Linked DNA regions of Homo sapiens: all the other regions are linked to region 1. A link is a contact called in ENCODE Hi-C or POLR2A ChIA-PET data. All regions are on one chromosome and are shown on one strand. The core of a region is the stretch at or near the end of the contact, and the rest is flanking DNA. Distances in the headings are between cores, read along the strand shown.

Region 1 (3,113 bases), core at 231-2,730:
GATCCCCCACATTCAATTTCTTTTATTCCCACCCCAACCATCAGGCAAGTATGGCTCCTTGAGACCGCAGAGTAGCAACATTTATAAAGAATTCCCCTCACCCTATTTCCCATGGATCACCAATTCCTTCCCAACACTGCCGCTGCTGTGGCCTTAAATATGCCAATGATTGCTGTACTCAGGCTGGTGTCCCTGCAGCCCCACAGTGGGGAACACTGTGGCCCTGTTTGCTTCCTCCATCAGAGAGGTAACCCATTTTCACCCCATCTGAGAGAACCTCCTTGGCCAACTTCACTGCCAGGCACCTGAGGGTGCAGCCTCACCCAAGAGTTCCCATTTCATCTATTCACCTCCCTACTCCCATCAGCCAGTGGGGAACTTCTGAGCTGAACCCACATATCTGTCCCAATTATTAAAGGAGTCGATGAGAGTGAGCGTCTCCACAGAAGAGACACTTCTAGGATATGCTTCCCTCACTCAATTCAAAAAGAGGAGACTTTTCTCCTTTACAGGAAACATCTCCGGAACCCGACCTTTTCCACTCCCTCATTTCAGGGGCTTCCCTCAGTTGAATCCCCACTCCCAAAGAGACATCCTCGGGGCTCCCAATTCATCTGTTCTCCCTCATCCAATATCAGAGGCTTCCACCAACTGCCCCACTCGGACCTTGTCCCCTGAAACCTAACTTGAAGCAATCCATCTGTATCCTCGAACAGGAGACTGGTAATGATGGGGTCATTTCACTATCACCGCTATTAGGTCCCTCTGGCATCTGAATCCTTTTCCCTCCTCTCACTTATCATGCGGAGACCCCCTTCATTCTCCCCAAAAGCAGCTGCTCCAAGGCTCCTCCTTTCTAGTCAACATAGCTATTTCCTCAGCTAACCCCATCTCTAAAACTAACGCCGGAGCCGTTCCCTCAACCGATAGGGGATCCTCTCAAGTCACCCCCTCAGGATCCCGTTTCTTCCATCCAGCCTGAAGGGCTTCTCTGATGTCCCCTCCAGACATCCCAAGGCCCCTCTCAGCCGCACCCCTGGCACCCAGTATGGGACTTCCATCCGCTGTGGGGCGCCTCCTCTAGGGGACCTCTAGATCGCCCCTTAAGAGTCGCCAGCCCCGGTATCCTCAGGAGTGCCTCGGAGCTCGCTCCTCGCCCACTCCGGCTCCCCCAGACAGCACAGAGGGCCCTCACGCCTCCCGGGGGAGCCTCAGGGCCTCGCCGCGCCGCCCACAGGCCCCTCAGCCCCCCGCCCGTGCTTCCGGCCACCGCCTGCTCCTCCTCCCCCGGTCAGGCCGCGCCGGTGGCTGCCGCGGAGCCCAGCAGACAGAGGCGGCGCGGGGACCCTGGCTCCGCTGCAGGAGGCTTTGAGGGTCCCCGGCCCCCGGCCCAAGCCCATGCCCCCTCGGCCGGCCGGGCCCGGCGCCCCCGCTCACCCGAGCCCGTGGTGGCTGCCATCTTGCGTCGCTCTTGCTTGAAGGCCGGCCCCTTCTTCACCCCCCCCTTACCCGTCCCCCGGCCCTGATGCGCAGGCGCGCGCGCACGCACATACGCCGCCGCTGACGCCCGCCCCGGAGACCTGCACGACCCGTGGCCTGGAAGGCTCTTTTCCTTCCCTTTTAGAGAAAGGAAATATCTGCGTGCTCGAGGGCCCAGCAACCTGCAAGTCCCCACACATCGGGTGCGAGGGAGGTTGTGATGTGCTTAGTGAGAAGGGCAGGGGTGACTAGGCTTGGGAAGGCGCGATTGTGAAAGAAAAAGAAAATATAGCTTCAAACAAAAGCGCCGAATTCGCTTGGGGCTTTTTCCTGTCTAGTTCCTATCTAGATCCTCACCACATCTCCGCAAGGTCAGAATTAATGTGAAAAATGCAGCCGAGAGAGATCAAGCGATTTATCTAAACTCAGCTGTTAAGTGGCAGAGACAGGCAGAATTTTAACCTCCAGGTTCAAATTTTTTGAATCATCACCCTCCAGGTCAGATGATCTGGCTCCTAGGATTGATGCTCCCCGGCCAGAGAAGGCTTGGAGTGGGTGCAGCTAAATGATTTAGGGGCATTAAGGTGGCAGGGAAAGCATTTGCTAACCATCTACCCAATTCATTCATTCATTCATTCATTCATTCGTTCATTCATTCATTCAACCAAACAAACAAACATTAAGCACCTACTATGTACCAGACACTGTGCTAGGCGCTGGGGATGGATAGACATCTCTGAAGAAGCAAATCCCTGCTTTCAGGGACTTACATTCTAGTCGTAGACAGCAAGTAAATAAACAGGAAACTATAATTCTGATAGGGTAGAGATAAACCAAGACAAGAGCAGCAGAGGATGGTCAGGAAGGGCCTCCTAAGGTGGTCATATTTCAGCAGAGACCGTAACAATGAGGAGGTAGAGGGAACAGCTTGTGCAAAGGCCCTTGGGAAATATTTTTGCAAATAAATAAACCCAAGAAGGTACTCCTCCTTTATTATAAATTGTCTGAGAAGCCCTTATATGGATGTAGACACTGAGGCTGAGAGAGGTGAAGGGACTGGCTTAAGGTCACAGAGCAAAATACTGGCAGAAGGACCAGGACTCTAAACATAGAGGGACAAGGAAGCTGGAAGCCCTCACCCAGCACATCCAATTCATCACCTTTGTCTGATAGCAGTGCCTACTCTGCATCTCTCCACTCCGTTCACTTCTCCACTCAGGGCAAGCTGCCTTTATCTCCCACTTGGAAGACCCCAGCAGCTTCCATTCTCTCCCCTATGGCCCATTCTCCATATAGACCAACATCTGCTCAAAACACCCTCCAGCTAAAGCCTTCAGTGGCTCCCCATTCCCTCTGGATAAAATACAAACTTTACAAGTTGAGCGACCATAGAATTATCACCTAATGAGGACACACATCAGATTAAAAGGGGACTTATTATAATCTCACCAGGACAAGTGGAAACCAGGGCTCTCCAGGGCAAAGCAGGATGCCTGGACACCCTGTGCACCAGGCTCTGCACCCAGGGCAGGGACGAGGATGGGGTGGTCAGATTTAACGGGGCTTTCACTCAGGTCCTGACTCCGCACTTGCACAGCGCTGCAGGTGAGTGACTCCTTAAAATCTGCACCCTA
Region 2 (3,113 bases), core at 209-2,708, 920 kb before region 1:
CTTCCACACAGCCGAAGAACAGTGGCAGAACAGACTGAAGCACGTATCTTCGCGGAACAGAAGAAAACTTCCACACAAGCAATACTGCAACACGGAGGCGGGGCAAGGGCTTAAAAGGAAAGTCAGCCAACAGGGAGGGGTGAATATAAGCAAAGCTTCCGTGAAAAAAAACTTATCGAGGTGTAGAGCAAGACAAGACAGACAAATTTTTCCATCTCCGTACACCCCCCTTCAGAGCCCAACACACAGCAAGTGCTCTAGATAGGTTTGCTCAACTCAAGGGAAGCTTCTGCCAGCAACTTTCCCAGAAATGGAATGACAAGAAGAAGCTGGATGATGGCGGGGCGGGGAGAAATGGACAGGTTGCTCATCCTGCGGGAGATGGTGAATATCCTGCAGTTGCCTAAGCGGAGATGGAAAGAAACAGCATCCATCGTTTACAGACTGTCAACTACAGTGTCCCAATTAAGCGTACGCCCCTTTCAGATGTTAACAACTGAAAACAATGCCCTGGCTCTGGACATGGGCACGCGGAACACTGCAGCCTCTAAGAAACCCAAACGGATAGGTAGGTCAACTTCTATCCACTCTGCCCATTAAATTATACCTTCATATCACGCTAATAAATTATGCAGACGGTTTACTGGGACACGCTGTGGGTCTGGCACTCTGATAAGCGCTTTACACGCCCCATTTCACTGAACCTTAAGAGGCAGGGACGGTATTAGCAGCCCCTTTTCCAACCAAGACACAAAGACTTTTTAAGTGTCTTGCCTAACGGGGCAGAGCCGGGTTCGGCACCCGTTTTGGACACCTGGGCCGTGCTCTTAACCACTAAGCTACAGACCTGGGCCGGCGACACTGAGAGGCTCCAGCCCTCGGGGACCTGAAGCAGGGACCCCCCCCCCCCCCCGCCTGCGCCCCAGCCCCGGGAATAACTTCGGCATCCCCGCGCGCGCCATGCGGGACGAGGAAAGGCGGCCGCAGCACCTGTTTGTGGCACCGGTGAGGGCTGGAGGGGATGGGGGCGCCCGGGGCCAGGCCTCAGGGCGCCCCGAGGCGAGGGAACGCAAGAGGACCCGCCTCCTCCGGGAAGGCCCCGCGGGCTAGAGAGAGGCCCGGGAGAAGGCGGAGGGGTGCGCGGGCCCGCCGAGGCCTAGGCCCCACCCGCCGCCCACCTCCCCACCGCGGCGGCGCCCGCGAGGGCCCCACCAGGCCCGGCCCGGCCCGGCCGCCTCACCTGGCTGCTGCTCCGAGCTCGTCCCCCGGCCGGCGGTCCTGGGCGGTGGCGGCGAGGAGGGGAAGGAAGAAGGAAAAAAGGGAGAGGAAGAAGGGACGAAGGGAGGGAAGAGGCGGAGTGGCCGTGGAGGAGGCGGGCGCCGCCGGGCCGGGGGGGGGAGGCGGTCAAAGGAAGCGGGAGCCGAGAGAGACGCGGCAGCCGCCGGCGCAAACGCTGAAGAGCCGCTCAGGCGCCCGCAGCCCGGCAGGAAGTGACGGGGGAGGGGCAGGCGCCCGCCCCCGGCCCCCGCCCGCCTCCAGGCCCGGCCCCGGCCCCACCCCCACCCACGGTCCGAACCACAAGTTCCGGCTGGCACTGCGGCGGAGCCTGCGCTCGCAAGGCACGCCGGGGGCCCAGCGGGAGGAGCGCCCTGTCCCGCCTGGACCGCAGCGGCCCGTCCTGAGTCCCGGGGCCTGCCGGGAGTTGTAGTTCTGGTGGGAGTTTCGCGCTGCCTGCTGGACTCGAAGCGGGTCTGGGAGAACCCAGCCTACCTTCTTTCCTCCTCCACTTCCTTTTTCCTTCCTTGCTGTCGCTTCTTCCTCTTGTCCTGCCTCTGGCCTTCCTTTCTCTCCTTCCTGCAGTTGTTTCTTCCTCCATCTGTAAATGTTCATTAAATGCTTGCCATATGCAAGGCATTGCTCCAAGAGCTAAGAATGTAGTGGTGAACTGACAAAAATCCCTGCCCTCGTGGAGCTTACATTCTTGTGTAAGTAAAATACACAATAAATAAAATTGAAAAATGTGTAGTGAGATAAAAGACAATGGCCCGGGCGCGTTGGCTCAGGCCTCTAATCCCGGCACTTTGGGAGGCCGAGGCGGGCGGATCACTAGGTCAAGAGATCGAGACCATCCTGGCTACCACGGTGAAACCCCCGTCTCTACTGAAAATACAAAAAATTAGCCGGGCGTGGTGGCGGGCGCCTGTAGGTAAACAGCTACTCGGGAGGCTGAGGCAGGAGAATCGCTTGAACCCGGGAGGCGGAGATTGCAGTGAGCTGAGATCGCGCCGCTGCACTCCAGCCTTGGCGACAAAGAGACACTGGTCTCAAAAAAAAAAAAAAAAAAAAAAAAAAAAAAAAAAAAAAAGACGAGAAGTGCCAGATTACTATTTATTTCACCCAGACCTAGATAAACTAAGTGGTTTTTAGCAGCTGTATTGTATGGGAGGTTGGAGAGAGGGTGGCCAGTAAAGAATCTTGGCCAGGCGCAGTGGCTCACGCCTGTAATCCCGGCACTTTGGGAGGCCGAGGTGGGCGGATCACCTGAGGTCAGGAGTTCGAGACCAGCCTGACTAACATGGTGAAACCCCGTCTCTACTAGCCGGATGCAGTGGTGGGCGCCTGTAATCACAGCTACTTGGGAGGCTGAGGCAGGAGAATCTCTTGAACCCGGGAGACGGAGGTTGCAGTGAGCCGAGATCACGCCATTGCACTCCAACCTGGGCAACAGAGTGAGACTCTGTCTCAAAAAAAAAAAAAAAAAAAAAAAGAATCTTGAACTTCTGCACACTCAGCGAAAATTATGCTCGCGTTGTGAGAGGTCCAAGAAACTGAGAATGAATGAAGGAACTGCAGGTGCACAGAGCTTCTCTCTCCCGCTCACTCTGGGACTGCCGCCCCACTATTTAAAAATAATTCTCTCTTTCTTAAATGTCTCTCAATCTAATAATTGCTCAATCTCTCTTGCCAACGGAATATAAATTCAAAATACGAGCTGCTGTGTCTGAAGAGGCCCCTCCAAACAAGGCTTTGGAGCCTTAGCGAAGCCTGGGAGGACACTTGCCTCCTTACATTGCTTCTTGTGAAGTGCAATGACACTGAATTTCAGAACACCA
Region 3 (3,113 bases), core at 614-3,113, 850 kb after region 1:
TCTCCAAGAGTAGAACAATGACTTTGGCTTCCCACTGTGCCTTAAATCTGGGCACTGGTGCCTTTACATGCCAAAATATGTAAGGTGATTTTAATAGACGTGCTGAAAGAGAAATTCCATAAACAAAATGGGGTCGTTAAAAGCAAATTACTGTCCCCTACCACTTCAAAGCAGCTACACCACCTGAGGGTGAGGCAGCTCAAAGGTACCAAGCTGGGCTGACTTCAAGTAATTTGATTGCATCTGAAAAGTTTTGTTTCCTTTATCAAACTTCATTTTGATCTTAAAAGATTGATTCACAAACCATTAAAAGGAAACATAAATTGTACTACATAAAAAAATTAAAACAGCAAAAAAAAAAATTGCAAAATTAGAATACAAGCCCTGAACGAGATCGGTTGTATGATAGTTACTTTCTTTAATTTAGAGCTTATAGAAATCAAAATTAAAAGATTAAACAGGAAAAATAAAAATTTTAAAACTCTGAGGGGCAAGGCATATGAAGGCAGTTATTCAAGGAAATACAATCAAAACAGCAATGGTTTTCACAAATGAGTACTTCCAACAATGTTAAGTCTAATGCTCAGGCGGGCTGGTTGATAGGGAAACAGGCACTCTGAAGAATGGAGAGTCCAAACTTGTACAACCTTTTTTTTCTTTAGAGCAATTTGGCAGTAACTGTCCATTTTAAGCACATTTCTGTCGACCCAGCAATCCTACCTCGAAGAATTTATCCCTAGTACACAAGTAAAAGTATGAACGCGTCTGCTGCCAACACTGATGCAATAAAGGAGCACCGCTATGTGTCAAGCACTTTTCTAAATTTAGCTGGAAAATATGGTGTGAACAAAGTCCTTGTTCTCATCGACAAAGCAAAAGCCAAAAAACAGAAACAACCAAAAGGCGCTGGAAATAATCCAGTTCATTGCCATGACCTGATTAAATAAATAACACAGCCATATGGAATGTTACCTAACTTCCAAAGTAATTTGCTATGTTTGTACATGTTAATATGAGAAAAAGTCTTCAAAGATTTCACAGCATGATCCCATTTGTGCAATCGTAAAACAAGTTACTTCGTACTGACTCCAGGATTTTTTGCAGTTTTTAAAAACACTGCATTAACACTTCCAAATTCGAACTCCACCCACCCCCCATCCCGGTTCTAACAATCACACCAAACATCCACCAGTGATCAGCGAAGATGCTCTTCTGCTTTCTCCTTTCCAGAAAGGTTATCGTGCCCAGCAATAGCTCCCTAACCCACACACACCAAACCTCATGCTTATGTAAGCACTCGGCACCGGAGCGGAGAGTGAGAGCTCTCGCTTGGACTCCCGGCTCTTGCCGCAGATCCTGACCGCCTAGAGGGAGGAGTGGGATCACGCTTTCAGCCTCGCTTCCAAGTAAAAGAGTGGCCAACCTTTCTACGGAAAGGCGGGGGACGGGAGTACTACATAATAAAGATAAATGAGAGTCTCACAAAACCCAAGGGCAGGAATGAGAACCCAGGACACGAAGAAAACCCAACAAGCATCCGCCTCTGCTTCCCTCGCAGGGTGGCCCTCTCCCCGGGCCTTCCTGTGTGAGGCAAAGAAGGCTGGACAGGGCCGCTTCGCGCAGCCAGCTGCCGACACCCGGGCCGGGGAAGCCAGCTCATCTCATTCTTCGGGGAGGGAGACCTGGTGCGCTACCTCTCGGAGAAGCTTTTCACCAGCAGCCACACGATGAGCGGCAGGTTCTCGCGCTCGTTGTAGGTAGGTAAAAGCACCGAATATTTGTTCTGTCGTGGACTGCGCACTTCCAGCTCCCGCCGAGACCTGCGAGGACTACGACTGACTTCCAAGGAGGCCATGGCGGAACTGAGCCAGATGCCGGAAGCGGAATTACGTAATGTGGCGCGGAAAAGGACGGGTCGGACCGTACCAAATTCGGAAGCGGGGGATGACCTGTGTGATTGATCGCTAGTTCTTCTAGGGCCATTGCGTGGTTCAATTAGAAATATTCTGGATTTATACATCTTTGAAGTTTAATCTGAAGGTTTCTTCAGGAAGTAAATATCTATTCATCACCTTTTCCCAAGCTCCATAAAGTTTTTTAGTTTATCCCAGTCGCTAGGAGACAGAAGACGGAAGCGGAAATGCCTTTCACGACAACTTCCGGAAGAGGTCGCCATGGCTTCCCGGGAGGAGGTACTCGCCTTACAAGCTGAAGTTGCCCAACGTGAGGAGGAATTGAATTCGCTGAAGCAGAAGCTGGCGTCGGCTCTTTTGGCTGAGCAGGAACCGCAGCCAGAACGGCTGGTTCCGGTGTCGCCGCTGCCGCCGAAGGCCGCTCTGTCCCGAGATGAGATTCTGCGCTATAGCCGGCAGCTAGTGCTGCCCGAGCTGGGCGTGCACGGACAGCTGCGCCTGGGGACCGCGTGCGTGCTAATCGTGGGCTGCGGTGGGCTCGGCTGTCCACTAGCGCAGTACTTGGCAGCGGCCGGCGTGGGCCGCCTTGGCCTTGTGGACTATGACGTGGTAGAGATGAGCAACCTGGCCCGCCAAGTGCTGCATGGCGAGGCACTGGCTGGCCAGGCCAAGGCCTTTTCGGCCGCCGCCTCGCTGCGCCGCCTCAATTCGGCAGTGGAATGCGTGCCGTACACTCAGGCCCTTACGCCAGCCACTGCCCTAGACCTGGTCCGCCGATATGATGTGGTGGCTGACTGCTCGGACAACGTGCCCACTCGCTACCTGGTTAATGACGCATGTGTGCTGGCGGGTCGGCCCCTCGTGTCTGCCAGTGCCTTGCGCTTCGAGGGCCAAATCACAGTCTACCATTATGACGGTGGCCCTTGCTATCGCTGCATATTCCCCCAACCACCCCCAGCGGAGACAGTGACCAACTGCGCGGACGGCGGGGTGCTCGGTGTCGTTACCGGGGTCCTGGGCTGCCTGCAGGCCTTGGAAGTGCTGAAAATCGCTGCGGGTCTGGGCCCCTCTTACAGTGGCAGCTTGTTGCTCTTTGATGCCCTGAGAGGGCATTTCCGCTCTATTCGGCTGCGGAGCCGCAGGCTCGACTGTGCAGCTTGCGGGGAACGGCCCACTGTGACTGATCTGCTGGACTATGAA
Region 4 (3,113 bases), core at 450-2,949, 680 kb after region 1:
CATGTGTTGTTTAGGCCCCTACCTAGGGTGGCCAACTACAATATAAATTCAGATTTAATGGAGAGGAAGGTGTGGGACGTCCTATATATTTATTTGCACCCTTGATACCAGCCCCTCCTTTTTAAAAAACAACAACAACAACAAAAGACAGAGTTTCACTGTGTCACACAGGCTGGAGTGCAGTGGTGCGATCATAACTCGCGGTAGCCTTGAACTCCTGGCCTCAAACAATCCTCCTGCATCTGCCTCTCCAGTAGCTAGGACTACAGTTGTGCCCCACCACATCCTGCAATTTTAATTTTTTTTTTTCTTTTAGAGAGATGGAGTCTCCTTATGTTTGCCCAAGCAGCTCAGCCTTTTTTTTTTTTTTTTTTTGTGAGGCGATTTAACATTTAAAGAAAAGTCAGCAGGCAGGGGGCGCTGGCCCACGCCTGTAATCCTAGCACTTTGGGAGGCCGAGGCAGGTGGCTCACCTGAGGTCAGGAGTTCGAGAGCAGCCTGGCCAACATGGCGAAACCCCGTCTCTACTAAAAAATACAAAAATTAGAATTAGTCGGGCGTGGTGACAGGCGCCTGTAATCCCAGCTACTCGGGAGGCTGAGGGAGGGGGAGAATTGCTTGAACCCGGAATGTGGAAGTTACAGTGAGCCGAAATCGCACCACTGCACTCCAGCCTGGGCGACAGAGCGAGACTCCGTCTCCAAAAAAAAAAAATTAATTAATTAAAAATAAAAATAAGTCATCAAACGAAAAATCAAAACTTCAGACTTGTCTTATACCTATTTGCCTTTTAGTACTTTCCTCATTAGCACTGTTGGGGTGGGAGATGAGGCGCACCTCGCTCTCTTCAGCCCCAAGGCTTGTAAAGGGTCTATCTAGGCCGGCCTCCGAGGGCATGGAGGGAGTGGGTGCGGTTGTGAAATGTAGTGCGCTCAATAGTTTCCTGGTGAAGTTTATTTTAAAATCCGCACCGAAGAGGAAGACGAGGACCGTCACACTCGGCCTTCCCTAAATTCCAGGACCCTCCGCCCGATGCAAACTAGATGCTTTAGTAGGATGGGAACGGGTGGGGGGCGGGCGGCTTTGGGCTTCCTCTAAGCTAGCGCCTCTCTAACCCGGACGCCCGTTAGAATCACCCGGGGAGTTTTAGAAACTACCGATGCCCAAGCCCCACTCCGAAGGATTCCAACTTAATCGGCCTGGTGCGAGGCCTGGCTTCCGGGCTTTTAAAAGCTTCCCGGGGATTCTATTTTACGGCCGGGTCCGGGGCCGGGAGCCTGTACTCTACCGGGATTCCGATGGGGAGGGGTGGCTTGCCCCAATAGTTCTCAAATTTAGCTTTGGGTCAACAATCTGGTTGGAACCACCTAACAAACATCAAAAGATCCTGATGCCCAGGTCTTAACCCAGAGACGGTGTGGTCCAGGCTTGGGAAATTCTAAAAGAGCTCCAGGTGACTGCCATCTGCAAGCGAGTTTGCAAAGCACTGATGCCCAGGTGCTGCGGGGGCGGGCGCAGCGCGCGCCGCTCGCCACTGGGTGGCGCTGCCCGCTCGGCCCGGCGCTCCTGGAGCTGCGAGCCGCGACCGCCGGGAGCGCACCTGCCCCGCCTCCGCCAGGCGGTCCGCGGGGCATGCAGCGGACCGGGGGCGGGGCTCCGAGGCCCGGGCGCAACCACGGGCTCCCAGGCAGCCTCCGCCAGCCGGACCCCGTCGCCCTCCTGATGCTGCTCGTGGACGCTGATCAGCCGGAGCCCATGCGCAGCGGGGCGCGCGAGCTCGCGCTCTTCCTGACCCCCGAGCCTGGGGCCGAGGTAGGGGACGGGGCTGTGGAGTTGGAGGAGAGGGTTCTCGCGGTTAGGGGTCCGGGCTCCGGACCCTCGGCTTCCCCGGAGCATCCTCTCGCTCCCGGAGTGGGGGGCCCGGGGATTCCCCCCTTCCTGAAGGGTGGCTGCGGGGCGCCACGCAGAGATGTGCAGCGGGTCGTCCCTGCTCGCTCCTCCGGGCGACACCGGGCCCCGGAGGCCCAGGCTCGCTTTCCCTCCCCACCCGGGTCCCCCAGCATCCGCCGGGTCCTCAGGCGCCGCCCTTTGCCAGGCCGGCCCTGGGAGAGGCGGACCCCGGGACCTCTGCTGCCCCGGCTACCTCCGAGCGGTGCCCGGGCCGAGCGGCGCCTCAGGCTGCGGCTGTGCGGGCCGCGCTGCGCTGCTGCAGCTCGGAGCGAAAACACCACGCCTCTGTCTGCGCTTTCTATTTTAAAAGCACCAAGTGAAAAGCAGATCTAAAACGAGACCCTCTACCTTCCGGCTGGAGGCATCTGTCGACGCTGTTGTGAAAAAGTTATTTGTCTGAGTTCACTAGGAGTTATTTACGGTCAGAAATTCAACCCATTCTCTTTTTAAACCACAAAAGCAGTACAGGAGTATTTAACATAAAGGCTATGCACCCCTTTCTCTTTTCTCTCCCACCCCAATTCTAGTTTTCTTAGAAAACCAGCATTAACTGTTTGGTATAAATCATTCCGGACATTTAAAATGCATTTACAAATGTAGATATCTGTATCTGCCTAGGCAGAGTATTGGCTCATGCCAGTGGTCCCAGCATTCTGGGAGGCTGAGGCAGGAGGATTGCTTGGGATGGGGATAGGGGACGGGGAAGAGTGAGGCTGCAGTGAGGCTTGATCATGCCACTGCACTCCAGCCTGGGCGACAGAGTGAGACATTTAAAAAAAAATCTATCTCGCCAGGCCTGGTGGCTCACGCTTGTAATCCCAGCACTACTGGGAGGCCGAGACGGGTGGATCACCTGAGGTCAGGAGCTCGAGACCAGCCTGACCAACATGGTGAAACCCCGTCTCTACTAAAAATACAAAAATTAGCCGGGTGTGTAATCCCAGCTACTTGGGAGGCTGAGGCAGGAGGATCGCTTGAACCTGGGAGGCGGAGGCTGCAGTGAGCTGAGATCAGCCATTGCATTCCAGCCTGGGCAACAAGAGCAAAACTCCCTCTCAAAAAAAAAAACCATAAAATATCTTTCCATATATATATATATACATATATATGAGTTTTCTCTTTTTTCTTTTTCTTTTTCTCCATATATATATATATATATATAT

What was found. A loop is a pair of places that touch in the nucleus more often than their neighbours do. ChIA-PET counts read pairs that join two places held with the same protein, here RNA polymerase II (POLR2A). Pooled maps may share reads with other maps.
Region 2: a loop to region 1 is called in a map of naive thymus-derived CD4-positive, alpha-beta T cell, with 8 times the contacts of the local background. The contact joins the promoter of STAU1 here to the promoter of UBE2V1 in region 1. A Hi-C loop is called at or near these places in 1 of 168 maps with a recorded cell type or tissue (naive thymus-derived CD4-positive, alpha-beta T cell) and 11 of 50 pooled maps. POLR2A ChIA-PET finds 5 or more read pairs at or near these places in 2 of 52 experiments (BJ and activated naive CD8-positive, alpha-beta T cell).
Region 3: a loop to region 1 is called in a pooled map, with 16 times the contacts of the local background. The contact joins the promoter of DPM1 here to the promoter of UBE2V1 in region 1. A Hi-C loop is called at or near these places in 8 of 50 pooled maps. POLR2A ChIA-PET finds 5 or more read pairs at or near these places in 2 of 52 experiments (MCF 10A and WTC11).
Region 4: a pooled map shows a loop between it and region 1 (4-fold over the local background). The contact joins the promoter of BCAS4 here to the promoter of UBE2V1 in region 1. A Hi-C loop is called at or near these places in 7 of 50 pooled maps. POLR2A ChIA-PET finds 5 or more read pairs at or near these places in 4 of 52 experiments (A673, B cell, WTC11 and 1 more).

Annotation. Positions count from the first base shown.
Region 1 is chr20:50,111,670-50,114,782 of GRCh38, forward strand. UBE2V1 (ubiquitin conjugating enzyme E2 V1) reads right to left here and starts at 1,481. Exons shown (of 4, transcript NM_001032288.3): 1 at 1,438-1,481. The coding sequence starts at 1,459. The region is part of intron 5 of PEDS1-UBE2V1 (PEDS1-UBE2V1 readthrough); the gene reads right to left. RefSeq lists a silencer at 1,009-1,548 and enhancers at 1,719-1,828, 1,833-2,400.
Region 2 is chr20:49,186,876-49,189,988 of GRCh38, forward strand. STAU1 (staufen double-stranded RNA binding protein 1) reads right to left here and starts at 1,459. Exons shown (of 14, transcript NM_017453.4): 1 at 1,241-1,459. RefSeq lists an enhancer at 203-272 and silencers at 673-832, 1,063-1,732.
Region 3 is chr20:50,956,669-50,959,781 of GRCh38, forward strand. It overlaps DPM1 (dolichyl-phosphate mannosyltransferase subunit 1, catalytic), which reads right to left and starts at 1,864. Exons shown (of 9, transcript NM_003859.3): 1 at 1,695-1,864. The coding sequence starts at 1,855. It overlaps MOCS3 (molybdenum cofactor synthesis 3), which reads left to right and starts at 2,150. Exons shown (of 1, transcript NM_014484.5): 1 at 2,150-3,113. The coding sequence starts at 2,175. RefSeq lists enhancers at 1,621-2,110, 2,323-2,933.
Region 4 is chr20:50,793,362-50,796,474 of GRCh38, forward strand. BCAS4 (breast carcinoma amplified sequence 4) reads left to right here and starts at 1,700. Exons shown (of 5, transcript NM_198799.4): 1 at 1,700-1,812. The coding sequence starts at 1,723. RefSeq lists a silencer at 1,433-2,252.